2 separate regions of the Mus musculus genome follow, and region 1 is linked to region 2. Evidence: chromatin loops called from intact Hi-C (ENCODE). Cell type or tissue: heart. All regions are shown on one strand. Region 1 overlaps Ap1ar (adaptor-related protein complex 1 associated regulatory protein). Region 2 holds the start of Alpk1 (alpha-kinase 1).

Region 1 (8,000 bases), 53 kb before region 2:
TTTTGAACTTTCTTAAGCATGGTGCCCAATTTTCAGCCAATAGCTTTGTATTGGGAAGCTTTCAGCCCACACAAACTGGAACCAAGTGATTTGTAATTCGAATCTTTGGGTCATGAGTGCATTATAAAATGATTCACTAATTAAGCAGTGTGTCAAAGTAGTGAAGGTGTTACTCTATGCGTCCCTAGAATGGGAGGGGATGGACTTAAAACATTTCTACTTAGTTTGGTATTTTGATTTTCCTGATTTCTGTACTTTACTTTGACAGCTGTTGTGCATTGTGATCCAAAATCATGTTATTCCAAGTACTTCGTGAGTGAACTCGTTTGTGAAGCTATGGAAAGGGGCTCATGGAAGAACTGGACATTACAACATCTTTGACTTTATTATCATTCCTTGGAAGGCTTAACAGTCAAACTCTGGGAGGGAGTGCTTTGAATTCTGCGGTAGACAATGTTTTTGTATTTGACTTTGGAGTACATTACCCGGGTTCTGTAAGAACCTTGGGTATTTTTTTTTTTAACAGTGATTTTACAAATGATATCTTCATTACACACTATTCATTAAAATTGCGGGTTCTCCTGGCTCAGCCCAGGCTTGGCAGCATAGGAGAGGCTAGCAGGGTGAGATCACGTGAGGCATGTGATCCTTGTAGATATGTTGTAGTGCTTGATCGAGAGTCTGTACTTTGTCTTTGGCTGACTCCTTGAGTGAGTCCTAGGGGTTGTGGATGCTGATGCCGAAGACCATGTGATCTGTGTCAGTCCTGTTTCTTGGCATCTATAAGCATAGGCTTCAACAGTTCCCTTACTTGAATCTTCCCATAAACTTACCGTTTGGTATCAGTCTTAACAGTTCTAGCAGCTTCCTGGAAGCATGTGGTATTAAACTGCCTTTCAGTTTAGTCGCTGTTAGTTGTTTTCCTTTAGGTGTGCATCTGGGCAGTTAATGGGTACATGTTTAAGTGAAAAACTGGGCACTCACAAAAGTCTGCGTTGATTTTATGTCACTGTACTTATTAAGGCTAGAAAGAAATAGGACATCCTGGGCTCTGTTAGGCTCATTTACTCTGGACTCCACCACGGGTGCTTTGTGATTTGAGGCCTGGTTTCTTAGCCTTGTGGATTTCCCAGGAGTCTCTCAAAATGAGATCACTTACTCTACGCTTTGTAATCTCGGCACTATAATTACCAAGTACAGTTGAGTGTGCTCTAGTAGTATTTTATATGTGAGGATAACTAATGACCAGTCTAAGTGCTAAGGCATCTTGGAGACCTTACTACCAAGAAACAAAATACTGACATCCCGATGGGTTAGCCTTCTTCGTTTGGAGGGTTCGTCTCCCAGCATGTTCTGGAGAACTCCGTGTGCTGGCCAGTTGTTTTCTCTGGACAAGACTAGAACTCTGTGTGTGCTACCTTGCCTGGCTTATGCATTGCCGGGGCTCAAATCTAAGGTGTCATACTGAGCTACATCCCCAGTCCTACAAATTATTTGTTCTTAGATGGGTTCTTAGGAACCTAGTTGTGTTGTATTTTATTTCCCATCTTTAGGTTGCTGTACAGTTGCCCATCCTTGCTTCAGGTGAGTTGTCGTGTTACTCACACAGGTGTGATGATGTTTGGGGTGCTCTGTCTGACAGGTTTCAGCCCCTTGGATTCTAGCAGCAGCCTTGCTTCTAGGTGATAGTTCACAGAGATTAGCTTTTCTTTTCCTAGGGAAAATGGCTTTAGTGCTTGCCAATATTTAGCTACTTCCTATGTGCTGGGCGGTATTCTAAATACTATGTTACCTTATTTATTCTTTTGCACACCCCTGCCAAGTAATAACTGCTATTGAAATTTTAGTTCTCTATCCAAAATGCATGAAACCAATTTCTTACTTTAAATAGGATTTTGGAGTATTTCTATAGACAACACCCTTAGACATGGACCCAAGTTAAAGCATAGAGCTGATTTGTGTTTCATACACATCTTGTGCACTTGACCGTGACTTTATAGAGTACGTTCAGTCCGCCTATGGCTTTTCACTGTTTGCTTTGGGCAGCATAAGCATCTTACTGTTATACCCAGGCTGGCCTCGAACTCTCCTGCAAGTTGAGTGTCCTGTGAAGTCAAGTATGGAGTCCCCACGTTGTGGCCTCTTGTTGGCTCACAGCAGCTTTCAGAGCATGGGGCATTTTGGATTTTGAACTTTCAGATTAATGGTGTTCAACTTGCTCATGCTGGAGACCGAAAGCCAAGGCTTGAAAGTTTAACTTGCCTGAGATAACAGAGCTGGAATTGCAGTCAAAGTCCCTCTGAGACCAGAGCCCTTGTCTTTACCTGGGAAGAGCTTGCAGCTCTTTATTTTCTTCTCTCAGTCTTTTCTTCCCTGCCTCTGTTTTCAGAGGAAATGATTCTTCCTAATCATTTTTACTTTTGTTTCCTACCCTCTCCATAGAAAGTCAGTCTGTAGTCACCTTAGCTGTGAGCAGGAGGGTCATTGTCCTTCCCTCCAAATCCCCGTTCCCAGGCCCTCTCAGGGTTACTTCTGTGTCCTGACCACCTCTACATCTGTGCTGGTTAGGTGTTTTGACACCTGAGAAGAGGAATTTCCTACATCAGATTGGTCTGTAGAGTCCTCACTTTAGTGCTGACCCTGGGATATCTCTAGGATAAAGGCCAAAATATGTATCCTTCTAGATATCTGTATTTTCCCAGATTCTGCATTATGTATTTCTCCCTGTGTCTCCTTGTCTTGTCTCTGCTGTGTTCCTCCCTGAGTCTTATTTCTTCCCTATTTCTTCCTTGTCTTCACTTGAATAACACCTACTTAGTCATCTTTTCCACTGGCAATTCAGGAATGACTTTCCACAGTTTTCCTGAAGCATCACCAGCCTTCTGGAAATCAGAACTCGCAGCGCTGCTGAAACAGTCTGCTCTCCTGAGCTCCACTCCCTACTTAGCTTCTGAGTGCTTCCTCTGTCCCTATCCGTGCTTCCTCGGTCCATATCTGTGCTGATTCAGGCTTCTGTTGAATACCTAGTTAGTTAAGTTCCTAGGACGTGGAGATGCAAGTATTTGTTGATTCTGTGGCTAGAATTTCTTAAGTCAGTCAGGTCGCCTGGCTTTTGGTCTCTGGTCCTTCTGAAGGACTTTTCCCATATTTGGGCGTGGGCCGATCCTCCTCTCCAGTGATTAAAGCACAGCCTTGCTTGTAACTCACCTTTGCATCTACCCCAGATGACTGTAAGATTAGCTTTTATTGACTAAATAAGGTGCTTTGCCCATTGTTCAGTAACTTAGGGAAGGAAGAAAATGAAGACTCACATAAGAAAAGAGGTCACATTTCACTCTCCAACAAGAAAATGAGTGATGCCAGCTGCTGCACACAATGTGAAAGGTGAATGAATGGGGGCTCAGGCCTGAGCTCCTCCCTCTCTGTTGCTCGGTTCCTCTAGAGCTCTTCTCAAAAGGCAGTGGCTCTGTCTGTTTGTCTGTTTGTTTGTTTGTTTGTTTAGCCTGCCTTTTCTGTCTTTGCCTTGACAGGGGGAAGATATGTCTCCATTGTTCCTGCAAGGCATAAAATAATTTTCTGACTATCCCATCCAAAGCTCATCCCTCAGAGGCACTATTATCGTGGCCTTTTTTACTTGATTGCCAGTTCTATACGGGCCTGCATAATACTTAACCAGTAGAAAAACAGCACGTACCGTCCAATAGCTACAGTGGTAGATAAAAAAATGACGTGCGTGGAGGGATTGTCTCCAGTGGAAACTAAGTGCCACGGTCTGCTGTGTGCCCTTGTGACCCAGAAAAGCCAGTGGTTTGAGTTCCAGTACCTGGGCATAAGATAGCCAGGTTGGCATCTCAGGCAGCGAGGCAGAGAACTGGACCTGTTCCCGTGGCATGACATACTGTGTTGACATCATCTTATCCCTTCAGAATATCCCTTCAGAAGGCTCCACTGAAGTATTTGATGTCAGGTGGGAACTGCCCTGTCGTCCTCTTTGTGATAGCCTTTGCCAGGCATATGATTGATAGCCTGACCTGTCTTCCACTTGAGGGTGGGAGGATGTCTTGGGGAGCTTTTAATTTTTTGTAGACTTTGGAGCCATTTACCTTGGTTGCTCATCACTTATTTATAATATCCAAGAAAATATGAAGGATTGTCTTACTGTGTTTCACCAGGTATAATATAAGACATGTTGAAAAAGAACAATGCCAATGTAGTTTTGAGTTTCATAGGTTTTTTTTCTTACCATGCTGCATAACAGGGAAGCATTAAAAACTACATTTTCAGCCCGCTGTCAACAAGGTTTAGACTTACCTTAGTGTCTGTCTTGATAACAAGGTAGTAAGGTTGCAGGCATCTCCAACCACAGCCTCTTCTCTGCCACTCTGTACCTGTTGAACCACATTCACATTTTTAGCAGTGTAGTAAATAGGCAGGAATCTGTCTCAGGTTGCGACAACCCTCGAGGACACAGAGATGTCTCTGGGCTTTGGAGCGTGCCAAGCTAAGGAGGGAAATAGACTTGTGTCTTTTCTAGTTAGTCACTGTTTGCACACCCCGTGCTGGCTGCCTTTAGTTAACACAGTGTCGGGGTTTCTCCATTACTTTTCCCCTCCCTTTTTCCTAGAGAATAGCCTGAGTTGGTGAAAGTGAAATGTATATATGATGTGACCCTGACTTTTTATTTATTTATTTATTTTCTTTCTTTCTTTCTTTCTTTTTGGTTTTTCGAGACAGGGTTTCTCTGTGTAGCCCTGGCTATCCTGGAACTCCCTCTGTAGACCAGGCTGGCCTCAAACTCAGAAATCCGCCTGCTTCTGCCTGGCATTAAAGGTGTGGGATTAAAGGCGTGTGCCACCACTGCCTGGCGACCCTGATTTTCTTCACAGCTCATCCATGTGACCCTGCTGTGTTTCCTGAGGCCTCTGTAGCTTCTCACATCCCTGTATCTTACCCTTGCATCTTTGACTTACTATGTTTACTTTGTGTGGTGAACTCACACACACACACACACACACACACACACACACTGTAGCACCATTCAATTCTGACCCTGCCTCCCTGCGTCTCATTGTCTAACCCTTCTCCTAGATCAGATTCTGCTTTATCTTCCAGGTATTTGCTTATCTGCTTCTCCAGGGGGCAGCACCCCAGGCCCAGCTCCCACGGCCTTACCCGCAGCCTCAGGTTGATTGCATGCATCATTCACGTGCTCACTCTGCCTCACCCCCTCCCCTCGCAGCTCCCTCAGACTCTTGTGGTTCCTACCACTGGAAGCAAGCTTTCTATGGTGGCTAGATTCAAGGGAAGAATTTGTGTTCGTGTTCCTCAGTAACTACTTTAAATACAGTAAATATTAGTCTACACATTTGGTTGTTTCTCTCAGTGATTTTGAATAGTTGGTCCAAAACTCTCATTTTCATACTTGATCATGCGCCTCCTGTGTAGCACTGTATTGTACTACTATACCATCATTTACTGTTACTTTACTGATGGACATCTCTGTTACGTCAGGGGTGGGTGTGTTCTTTCTCTCTTTCTTTCTGTTACCGCTAATAGGCATTCTGATAATAGCCCCTCTGCACCTGTACAGGAGAGGACCAGGGACGGAATCACCGGCTGATAGCTTATGCATATCTTCATCAGTGCTACAGTATATTAAAGTTTTCCAAGTTTCTGCCAGTTTATACTACCAATAAGGGATTGTCATTGCTCCACTTTCTAAGTACTGCCAAAGTGCTTTTTTCCTACTTATTAATGTGAAATGTTGGGTATTAGTACGAGAACTTCATTATAACCCTATGTGCCTGTAGCAAATATAATGTGTACAAATTTTTTTTAATTCCCTTAGTGATAGCAATGGAAATATAAGAAACTAGGTTAAGTAATAGGAGATATTAAAAACTGCAGTGGCTCTTCTTAAACCTCAGATGAATGGAGGACACTACTGTGGTCACGGGAGGACCTTGCCTCGGTGTTCACACTGGTGACCACAAATAAGGTGCAATAAAAACGAAATTGGTATCAGAGTTCGACTAGACAGGGTAATTCCATACATTGTGAAGAAGGTAATAACTTCGTCTTAGGCCATAACAGACACTAATAAAGCTGAAGTGTTGGCCCAGCGCTAGACTGCGGGAGTCGGTAGAGCACAGTCGCCTTCATTAACAAGGTGACTGCCTCCTACCACGTAGGAAGAGTCACTGCTTCACTGAAATAGTTACAAGGATTGAGAAAGCATTTGTTATTTTCTGGTTTTTGTCTAGTTCGGAGACTCCTCCCTCCTCCAGCCCCTTCCCTGCTTTTTTCTTTCCCTAGTTCAACTACCCAGGGTGGGCAGCAGTGTCCAGTCAGGAGTAAGAATTCATTGTTCTGTTGAGTTTGCTGTGGGTGGGACCTGCGTGCCTCCTGGCACTTACTTACTGTTGCCATCTTCTCGTGTTGTTTGCCCAAAAGTCATACCTCCAAGAACTTGGACGGCTCTGAACGTGGGAGATGTCTAATGGTCCTGATGTATTATCGTCATAAATGAAATTAATTGGAAGTCGAGAAGCTTGGCCCGTACCTGCTTTCCTAACTCTGTGTCTTTTCTTTCTCTTAATCCTACTGTTTGAAATCTGTATCGAAGAAACGCCATCTCTTCCCAAAGAATCGAGTATCTGTCCTCACATTATACAAATACGAAGACAGGGACTGAGGCTTTCCCCTTGTAAGCATGCTAGAAAAAAAAATCAGATCTTCTATTCTGGTTTGCACTTTTTTTTTCTTAAATAGATTCAGGAACTTTTGTACAGTCTGACCCTCTTACGTTACAACAGTAGTTCTAGCCACTACCAGTGTCTGGTGAAAATGGTATGAAAGATGTAGTCATGTCTTATGTACAGAAGCACTTATGGGAATGGCGTTACATATACAGTGAGCATGTTTAGCCTCAAAGCCGCACACTTAGTACTGGATGTGTGGCAGCGTTTTCGGCTGTGGAACTGATGAATTAAACATAGAGGACAAATCAAAGGCGATCAGAACGTTCGTCATATCTAGTCATGCAGATATGCTGCAGAGCTTAGTTACTCGAGGAGATATTTCAGTTACTTTTGTACTCTCTTTGGAATCCAGTTCAATTTGACACTTTATAGCCCTCCAAATTCAGACTGGTTGCATCTCAAGTGCTAGTGGCTGTCATACTGGACAGTGGAGATCTCTCTAGGGTAACAGTAGCCGTAGGAGTATTGAGGAAAGGAAATGTCTCTGAGACACGTGCGAGAATTAGGTCAGTTCAGGGCCTATCCTGTGTACTTGGTGAATGGGAGTCTGTTCCTTACCATGTTATTACCTCGCTCTCTGTTGGCTTGGCTCATGTCACACAGAGCTGGAAATCAAGTCAGTGAAATACTGACTTCTTTTTCCTTAAATTTAGGAAAGCAACTCTTGTGCCTTTGTGAAACACAGGATTCAAAAGACCTGAGTAAAGCCAGCCTTAGTGTCTTTTACTTGTGATTAGTTTGGTTGATTTATTTAAACATGGCAGTTTGTTTTAGGCAACTATATCATGGTTTCTCCACGCCCCAGGCTTTCACCGTTGGCTGTGTTTGTTCAGATATAGAGCATTAAGTTATAAATTCTTAATGTAAGATGAAAAGTCAGCTGCTTGGGAAGTGTATAATAATTGTCTTTTGGTAAGGTCATCCTTTTTCTTTGAAATGACCACTAAGGTAGAAGGTGTTGTAGATTTAGAACAAAGGAACAGCATGCCAGTGTAACTGATCTGCTAGGGACAGTTTGGTTTTAGTCTGTTTCTAATTTACCAAAATTTAACTCACTCTCCCTCTGTCCTTCCACCCCAAGAACAGTTCCATTCTCCCATAGTAATTAGATATAAACTCCTTTAAAACTATAAGAATATATGTATTATATATATTCACTCTGCCCCAGAGTGAGGGGAGGGGTTCTCAGTCATCTGGGCTCCTAACCCATCCATCCTTAAAGCACCTCACTAACCTGTT
Region 2 (8,000 bases):
TTTACACAAACAAATAAGTGATAGGCATTTGCTTCAGCATTTTATATTCAAAACAATAAAACCTAGATAATCAGAATCAATACGGTAGGGCAGGCCGTTTTTCTAAGTGTACCACTTGAGTGTACGCCTCAGACATTTACAGTAAGTGAAGCTTTTGTTTATAAATTTCTACATGGGACTGTTATCTTGGGAAACTTTCTGGAACTCAATGTTGTGATTAAAAATGAAACATCACATCTCATGTTTCTATGGCTCTAGGAATTTTTGCCAGGAATGCTTATCACAGAGAGACGTGGCTATTGTCCAGACTCTATGAAGATAAATGACTCACACACTGGTTTCTTCTCAATGTCTTCTCATATTTCTATGTATCCATCGCCTTCTTTTAGGCACTAAAATATCACTCCTTCTCCTCAAGTAAATTTTTTAAATTTAACTTTATGTTTTTACTTATTCACGTTATATCCTGCTCGTTGTCCCCTCCTGGTCTCCCCTCCCATAATCCTTCCTCACTCTTCCCTCCCCTTCTCCTCTGAGTAGGTGGGGCTCCCTGAGTATCCCCTGATCCTGGCACTTTAAGTCTCTTCGAGGTTAGGCACATCCTCTCCCACTGAGGCCAGACAAGGCAGCCCAGCTAGAAGAACATATCCACGTACAGGCAACAGCTTTTGGGATAGCTTCTGCTCCAGTTCAGGACCCACATGAAGACCAAGCTGCACATCTGCTACATGTGTGTGGGGAGGTCTAGGTGTAGCTCATGTATGAGTTCTGTGGTTGGAGGTTCAGTCTCTGAGAGCCCCAAGGGTCCAGGTTAGTTGACTTTGTTGGTCTTCCTGTGGAGTTCCTATCCCTTTTGGGACCCCAGAAATCCTTCCTCCTATTCTTCCATCAGACTCAAATAATTTCTAACACTTCTTTTACTTGCCTGCTCCCAAGCAGAATTCTTAAAAAAAAAGTCACATATATTGAAGTTGATGTTTGTTTTTTATTATAATTTTAAATAATTACAAAAGATCTCTGTGTGGTTTTCCTAAACAAAACTCTACATGTTCTTTCTTCCTTCCTTCCTTCCTTCCTTCCTTCCTTCCTTTCTTTCTTTCTTTCTTTCTTTCTTTCTTTCTTTCTTTCTTTCTTTCTTTTTTCTTCCTTCCTTCCTTCCTTCCTTCCTTCCTTCCTTCCTTCCTTCCTTCCCTCCCTCCTTTCTCTCTCTCTCTTCTCTCCTTGGGACCAGATCTCACTATGTAGTCCTCTAGGACTCACTCTATATACCAGACTGGCCTTGAACTCACAGATATTCACTTGCATCTGCCCCAAGCCCAAGTGCTGAGATTAATGGTGTGTGCCATAAGGCCCATGCATATTCTTTTAAAGGCCAAGCAAAATTATATGTCAAATAATTTGGCACCCCTAACATCTCTCTATAAAGGCATGAAGATTTTTTTAACAATTGTGAAAATTTATATTATTCTATCTAAGTTTCTGTTTCTATTACGTTTCCTTCATAGACTTTTCTCATAGTACAAAACTTGCTCTTATATCTCTGTGTTTTTCTCATTTATATACAGTAATATATATATATATATTAAAATTATTTCTCTTTTTTGCTACAGACACTATTGAATAAACATTCTAAAGACAGGCCTATTCAATGCTTACAATACATGTATTTTTAATTTGTAATTTATTTAAAAGATAAATACAAAGTTACATATTTGATGAATGCCGAATAACAGAGTGCTATTTAAAAGTGCATTTCTCAATGATATTTATGGTACTTAGAAGTTAGTTAACAGATGCACATTATCTATAGCTACAATAAAGTAACATTCCAAGAAAGAACATACATTAAAAAAGGAAACTCTAGTTATGTAAATAAATGGAAAGTTTTGTTATAGTAATTCTATGTTCTTACTTGAACAACTTTTTTTTTTTTCCTGTTTGCTTTTTCTTTTCCAAGACAGGGTTTCTCTGTGTAATCCTGACTGTCCTGGAACTCATTAGTTAGACCAGGCTGGCCTTGAACTCACAGGGATCTACCTGTCTCTACCTCCTAAATACTAGGATTAAAAGAGCACACCATCACTCTGGCTGGTCGAACAACTTCTAAAGTCATGGGTGAAGAATTATTGCCGATCACAAGTCAGTGTTTAGGCAATCTAGCTTTTGACCGCTTGGATCGTTCCTTCCACTTGGTTGAGAAGCAGAGCTGGAATCCGTCCAACTGGCTAAAGCATTTGCTGCCCAGGTGCGGAGAGATTTCTGTTCTCATTTCTTGGGTCATGTACCAAAGGCTTTACCCAAATGCTTCCTGTTGGTATTACTAGATCCATTCCTGCCCTGGAGAGTTGGCTCAGCGGTTAAGAGCACTTGTTGCTGTTGCCCTTGTAAAGATGCCCAGGTTCGATTCCCAGCACCCACACGGAGGCTCACCACCTCCTCAAATATGAAGGCAAAACACTCATACACATAAGATAGTAAAAATAAACCTTAAAAAGAAAAGAAAGTCCATTCCTATTCTTTCTAAAGAAACTTCCTCAGCACAGCAGGCTCAGAAAGGCTCGAGAAAGTTAAAATATTGTTGACCTCTTAAAACTTTTCCAATAAAAAATGTCTTTTTTTTGATAAACATTTTAACATCTTTTCATGTACTTTTGACATGTTTTTTTATCAAAACTTGAGTCTCAGATTTCATTTGCTTCGACCGTTGAAAGACAAACCAGTTATCAGACAAGTTCCTTTCCTTGTGAAAGTTCAGGGAAACTCCTTATTTGGAGTAGGGCAGAGATGGAGTCATCCAAGAGTGAAGGAAGAGACTGCCAATGAGAAAGCAGGAACATAATGACACTATTTTGATGTCATCAAAAGACAAGCTCTCCTTGTCCCCTTTTGGGGGTCGATCTCGGAATTGGAGCGCAGAGGAGAAGTAGGCGTCGCAGAGGCACGTGTATCAACACGTTTATTTGCACTTGAGGCCAAGCTGGGGTTTTCCTGGTGGACGGTGCCAGAGTCAGTAACACGACTCCCAGAAGACCTTTCCCGCAACAGTCCCTAACGGGGCGTGTCTTGGCGTGGCGTTAGACAAGCACGGTCTGAGCAAGGAAGGACTTTTCTTTTCAGATTCCCGTTTCCTGAAACAGAAGCTGTTGAGGAGAAACGCTGTGTTTCCGGGAGGTTGTACCGGAATAAAGACTCTCCCGGGTCAGACTGCTGCTCTGAAGTGTTATTTTCTGAGTGAGTATCAGCTTACAAATGAAAACTTGCAGGAGGTGCGGTGCAGATGCTCGCAGGATGGGGGCGGCAGAGTGTTCTCAAAGGTGATTGCGGTAGACTTGGTGCCACCTCTGTCTCTGTTGCTTTTAAGTAACTCTTGAGCCCTTAGAAAGGTTTGCGCTTCTAGAAGCTCCTCAGAAGGGACAGGGGGGAAAAAAGAGCAGAGGAAAGGCTACCTACAGTTCAGTTGTTGTGAAGAGGAGAAAAATATGAACCCTTTAATGTATATATATATATATGGATTAATAGCAATGTACTTAGTCACAGAACTTGCCAGACCTGCTAGCCTTACTGCTCACAAAATCAGTGTCTGATGAGGGCATTAAAGGATTGTGGGGACTACTGATTTGAAACTGGGTTTGGAGCACATAGGAAGCTATCAAAGACGCTGCCGCTTGCTTGTACGATGGAGTCAGTAATTTCTTGCCAGGGCACAGTTGTGTGAATGTCACTCAGCATACTTGGGGAGTAGGGACAGAAATTCTGGGTGTGGGCAAGTCTTGGTTACAAAGAAAGCGCACATAAAAAAAATTAAATTCCTTTGGGTGTCTAGGTAAAATGGTCCTATCATTAAAAAATTGTAACATTTGAAAGTAGCACTCTAGCCTGGAAAGTCACAAATTAAAACCTCTGAAGTTGTTAGTATTTACAGCAGGTACCAGCACAAAGGCAGGAGCAGATGAGCAGATTTTATGTCACAACACAATGTCACCTCCATCCTAATACTTGCTTCTTGGCATTTGAAAAAACTGTGTGCTTCTAACACTCCTAAAAGTGACAATATTGACCTTTGCCTGATGAGACGTCACAGCTAAAAACTATTTCAGAGTTTCCTGTGTCTGTTTGTTGCTTCTGCTCAAGCCTACACAGGTCTCCATGCGCCTTACTTTGCCCTCAATGTTCTTGAACATTTGAGAGCATTCGTGACTGTAGAAGCTTCAAACCTGAGTCACACTGTCCCCAAAGTATAATACCCATGCTACCGATTTTACATGACACCTGCCAAGCCCTCTACCACTAAAGAATTAGATTACATTCTTAGTTTAACATTCATTATACATCCTATGATTAATTCTGGAGATATGGGTTGTTATCAAGCCTGATATCCTGGGTTCAGTTCCTGGTGCCTGCATGGTGGACGGAGAGATACAATTCTCACATGTCCTCTGACCTCCATGTGGGCTGTGAAGGGTGGGGAGGGGCAGACAGCTGAGAGCACTGCCACACACTGAATGAATGTCTCTGATTTTTTTTTTCATTTTTTATTAGGTATTTAACTCATTTACATTTCCAATGCTATACCAAAAGTCCCCCATATCCACCCACCCCCACTCCCCTGCCCACCCACTCCCCCTTTTTGGCCCTGGTGTTCCCCTGTACTGGGGCATATAAAGTTTGCAAGTCCAATGGGCCTCTCTTTCCAGTGATGGCCGACCAGGCCATCTTTTGATATATATGCAGCTAGAGTCAAGAGCTCCGGGGTACTGGTTAGTTCATAATGTTGTTCCACCTATAGGGTTGCAGATCCCTTTAGCTCCTTGGCTACTTTCTCTAGCTCCTCCATTGGGAGCCCTGTGATCCATCCAATAGCTGACTGTGAGCATCCACTTCTGTGTTTGCTAGGCCCCGGCATAGTCTCACACGAGACAGCTACATCTGGGTCCTTTCAATAAAATCTTGCTAGTGTATGCAATGGTGTCAGCGTTTGGATGCTGATTATGGGGTGGATCCCTGGATATGGCAGTCTCTACATGGTCCATCCTTTCATCTCAGCTCCAAACTTTGGCTCTGTAACTCCTTCCATGGGTGTTTTGTTCCCAAATCTAAGGAGGGGCATAGTGTCCACACTTCAGTCTTCATTCTTCTTGAGTTTCATGTGTTTAACAAATTATATCTTATATCTTGGGTATCCTAGGTTTGGGGCTAATATCCACTTATCAGTGAATACATATTGTGTGAGTTTCTTTGTGAATGTGTTACCTCACTCAGGATGATGCCCTCCAGGTCCATCCATTTGGCTAGGAACTTCATAAATTCATTCTTTTTAATAGCTGAGTAGTACTCCATTGTGTAGATGTACCACATTTTCTGTATCCATTCCTCTGTTGAGGGGCATCTAGGTTCTTTCCAGCTTCTGGCTATTATAAATAAGGCTGCTATGAACATAGTGGAGCATGTGTCCTTCTTACCTGTTGGGGCATCTTCTGGATATATGCCCAGGAGAGGTATTGCTGGATCCTCCGGTAGTACTATGTCCAGTTTTCTGAGGAACCGCCAGACTGATTTCCAGAGTGGTTGTACAAGCCTGCACTCCCACCAACAATGGAGGAGTGTTCCTCTTTCTCCACATCCACGCCAGCATCTGCTGTCACCTGAATTTTTGATCTTAGCCTTTCTGACTGGTGTGAGGTGGAATCTCAGGGTTGTTTTGATTTGCATTTCCCTGATGATTAAGGATGTTGAACATTTTTTCAAGTGCTTCTCTGCCATTCGGTATTCCTCAGGTGAGAATTCTTTGTTCAGTTCTGAGCCCCATTTTTTAATGGGGTTATTTGATTTTCTGAAGTCCACCTTCTTGAGTTCTTTATATATGTTGGATATTAGTCCCCTATCTGATTTAGGATAGGTAAAGATCCTTTCCCAATCTGTTGGTGGTCTTTTTGTCTTATTGACGGTGTCTTTTGCCTTGCAGAAACTTTGGAGTTTCATTAGGTCCCATTTGTCAATTCTCGATCTTACAGCACAAGCCATTGCTGTTCTGTTCAGGAATTTTTCCCCTGTGCCCATATCTTCAAGGCTTTTCCCCACTTTCTCCTCTATAAGTTTCAGTGTCTCTGGTTTTATGTGAAGTTCCTTGATCCACTTAGATTTGACCTTAGTACAAGGAGAGAAGTATGGATCGATTCGCATTCTTCTACACGATAACAACCAGTTGTGCCAGCACCAATTGTTGAAAATGCTGTCTTTCTTCCACTGGATGGTTTTAGCTCCCTTGTCGAAGATCAAGTAACCATAGGTGTGTGGGTTCATTTCTGGGTCTTCAATTCTATTCCATTGGTCTACTTGTCTGTCTCTATACCAGTACCATGCAGTTTTTATCACAATTGCTCTGTAGTAAAGCTTTAGGTCTGGCATGGTGATTCCGCCAGAAGTTCTTTTATCCTTGAGAAGACTTTTTGCTATCCTAGGTTTTTTGTTATTCCAGACAAATTTGCAAATTGCTCCTTCCAATTCGTTGAAGAATTGAGTTGGAATTTTGATGGGGATTGCATTGAATCTGTAGATTGCTTTTGGCAAGATAGCCATTTTTACAATGTTGATCCTGCCAATCCATGAGCATGGGAGATCTTCCCATCTTCTGAGATCTTCCTTAATTTCTTTCTTCAGAGATTTGAAGTTTTTATCATACAGATCTTTCACTTCCTTAGTTAGAGTCACGCCAAGATATTTTATATTATTTGTGACTATTGAGAAGGGTGTTGTTTCCCTAATTTCTTTCTCAGCCTGTTTATTCTTTGTATAGAGAAAGGCCATTGACTTGTTTGAGTTTATTTTATATCCAGCTACTTCACCGAAGCTGTTTATCAGGTTTAGGAGTTCTCTGGTAGAATTTTTAGGGTCACTTATATATACTATCATATCATCTGCAAAAAGTGATATTTTGACTTCCTCTTTTCCAATTTGTATCCCCTTGATCTCCTTTTGTTGTCGAATTGCTCTGGCTAATACTTCAAGTACTATGTTGAAAAGGTAGGGAGAAAGTGGGCAGCCTTGTCTAGTCCCTGATTTTAGTGGGATTGCTTCCAGCTTCTCTCCATTTACTTTGATGTTGGCTACTGGTTTGCTGTAGATTGCTTTTATCATGTTTAGGTATGGGCCTTGAATTCCTGATCTTTCCAAAACTTTTATCATGAATGGGTGTTGGATCTTGTCAAATGCTTTTTCTGCATCTAACGAGATGATCATGTGGTTTTTGTCTTTGAGTTTGTTTATATAATGGATTACATTGATGGATTTTCGTATATTAAACCATCCCTGCATCCCTGGAATAAAACCTACTTGGTCAGGATGGATGATTGCTTTAATGTGTTCTTGGATTCGGTTAGCGAGAATTTTATTGAGGATTTTTGCATCGATATTCATAAGAGAAATTGGTCTGAAGTTCTCTATCTTTGTTGGATCTTTCTGTGGTTTAGGTATCAGAGTAATAGTGGCTTCATAAAATGAGTTGGGTAGAGTACCTTCTACTTCTATTTTGTGAAATAGTTTGTGCAGAATTGGAATTAGATCTTCTTTGAAGGTCTGATAGAACTCTGCACTAAACCCATCTGGTCCTGGGCTTTTTTTGGTTGGGAGACTATTAATAACTGCTTCTATTTCTTTAGGTGATATGGGACTGTTTAGATGGTCAACTTGATCCTGATTCAACTTTGGTACCTGGTATCTGTCCAGATATTTGTCCATTTCATCCAGGTTTTCCAGTTTTGTTGAGTATAGCCTTTTGTAGAAGGATCTGATGGTGTTTTGGATTTCTTCAGGATCTGTTGTTATGTCTCCCTTTTCATTTCTGATTTTGTTAATTAGGATTTTGTCCCTGTGCCCTTTAGTGAGTCTAGCTAAGGGTTTATCTATCTTGTTGATTTTCTCAAAGAACCAACTCCTCGTTTGGTTAATTCTTTGAATAGTTCTTCTTGTTTCCACTTGGTTGATTTCACCCCTGAGTTTGATTA

What was found. Hi-C counts contacts between places; a loop is a spot of excess contacts. Peaks named below come from ENCODE experiments on the same cell type or tissue, not always from the same donor. Only the 100,000 strongest peaks of a DNase experiment are listed, where the experiment ranks them.
Region 1: it touches region 2 in a loop (2.4-fold over the local background); 11 of 42 quality-filtered maps call a loop at or near these places.

The regions. Positions count from the first base shown.
Region 1 is chr3:127,828,448-127,836,447 of GRCm38, reverse strand. The region is part of intron 1 of Ap1ar (adaptor-related protein complex 1 associated regulatory protein); the gene reads left to right. Among named protein-coding and RNA genes, the nearest start is that of Gm43653, 5.0 kb to the left of the region's middle. In heart, no CTCF peak of the experiment used is centred here; no DNase peak of the experiment used is centred here; H3K4me3 peaks cover 323 bases.
Region 2 is chr3:127,775,392-127,783,391 of GRCm38, reverse strand. Alpk1 (alpha-kinase 1) reads left to right here and starts at 2,865. Exons shown (of 14, transcript NM_027808.1): 1 at 2,865-3,231. In heart, a CTCF peak has its summit at 3,272; a DNase peak (open chromatin) is centred at 2,961; H3K4me3 peaks cover 909 bases; H3K27ac peaks cover 476 bases.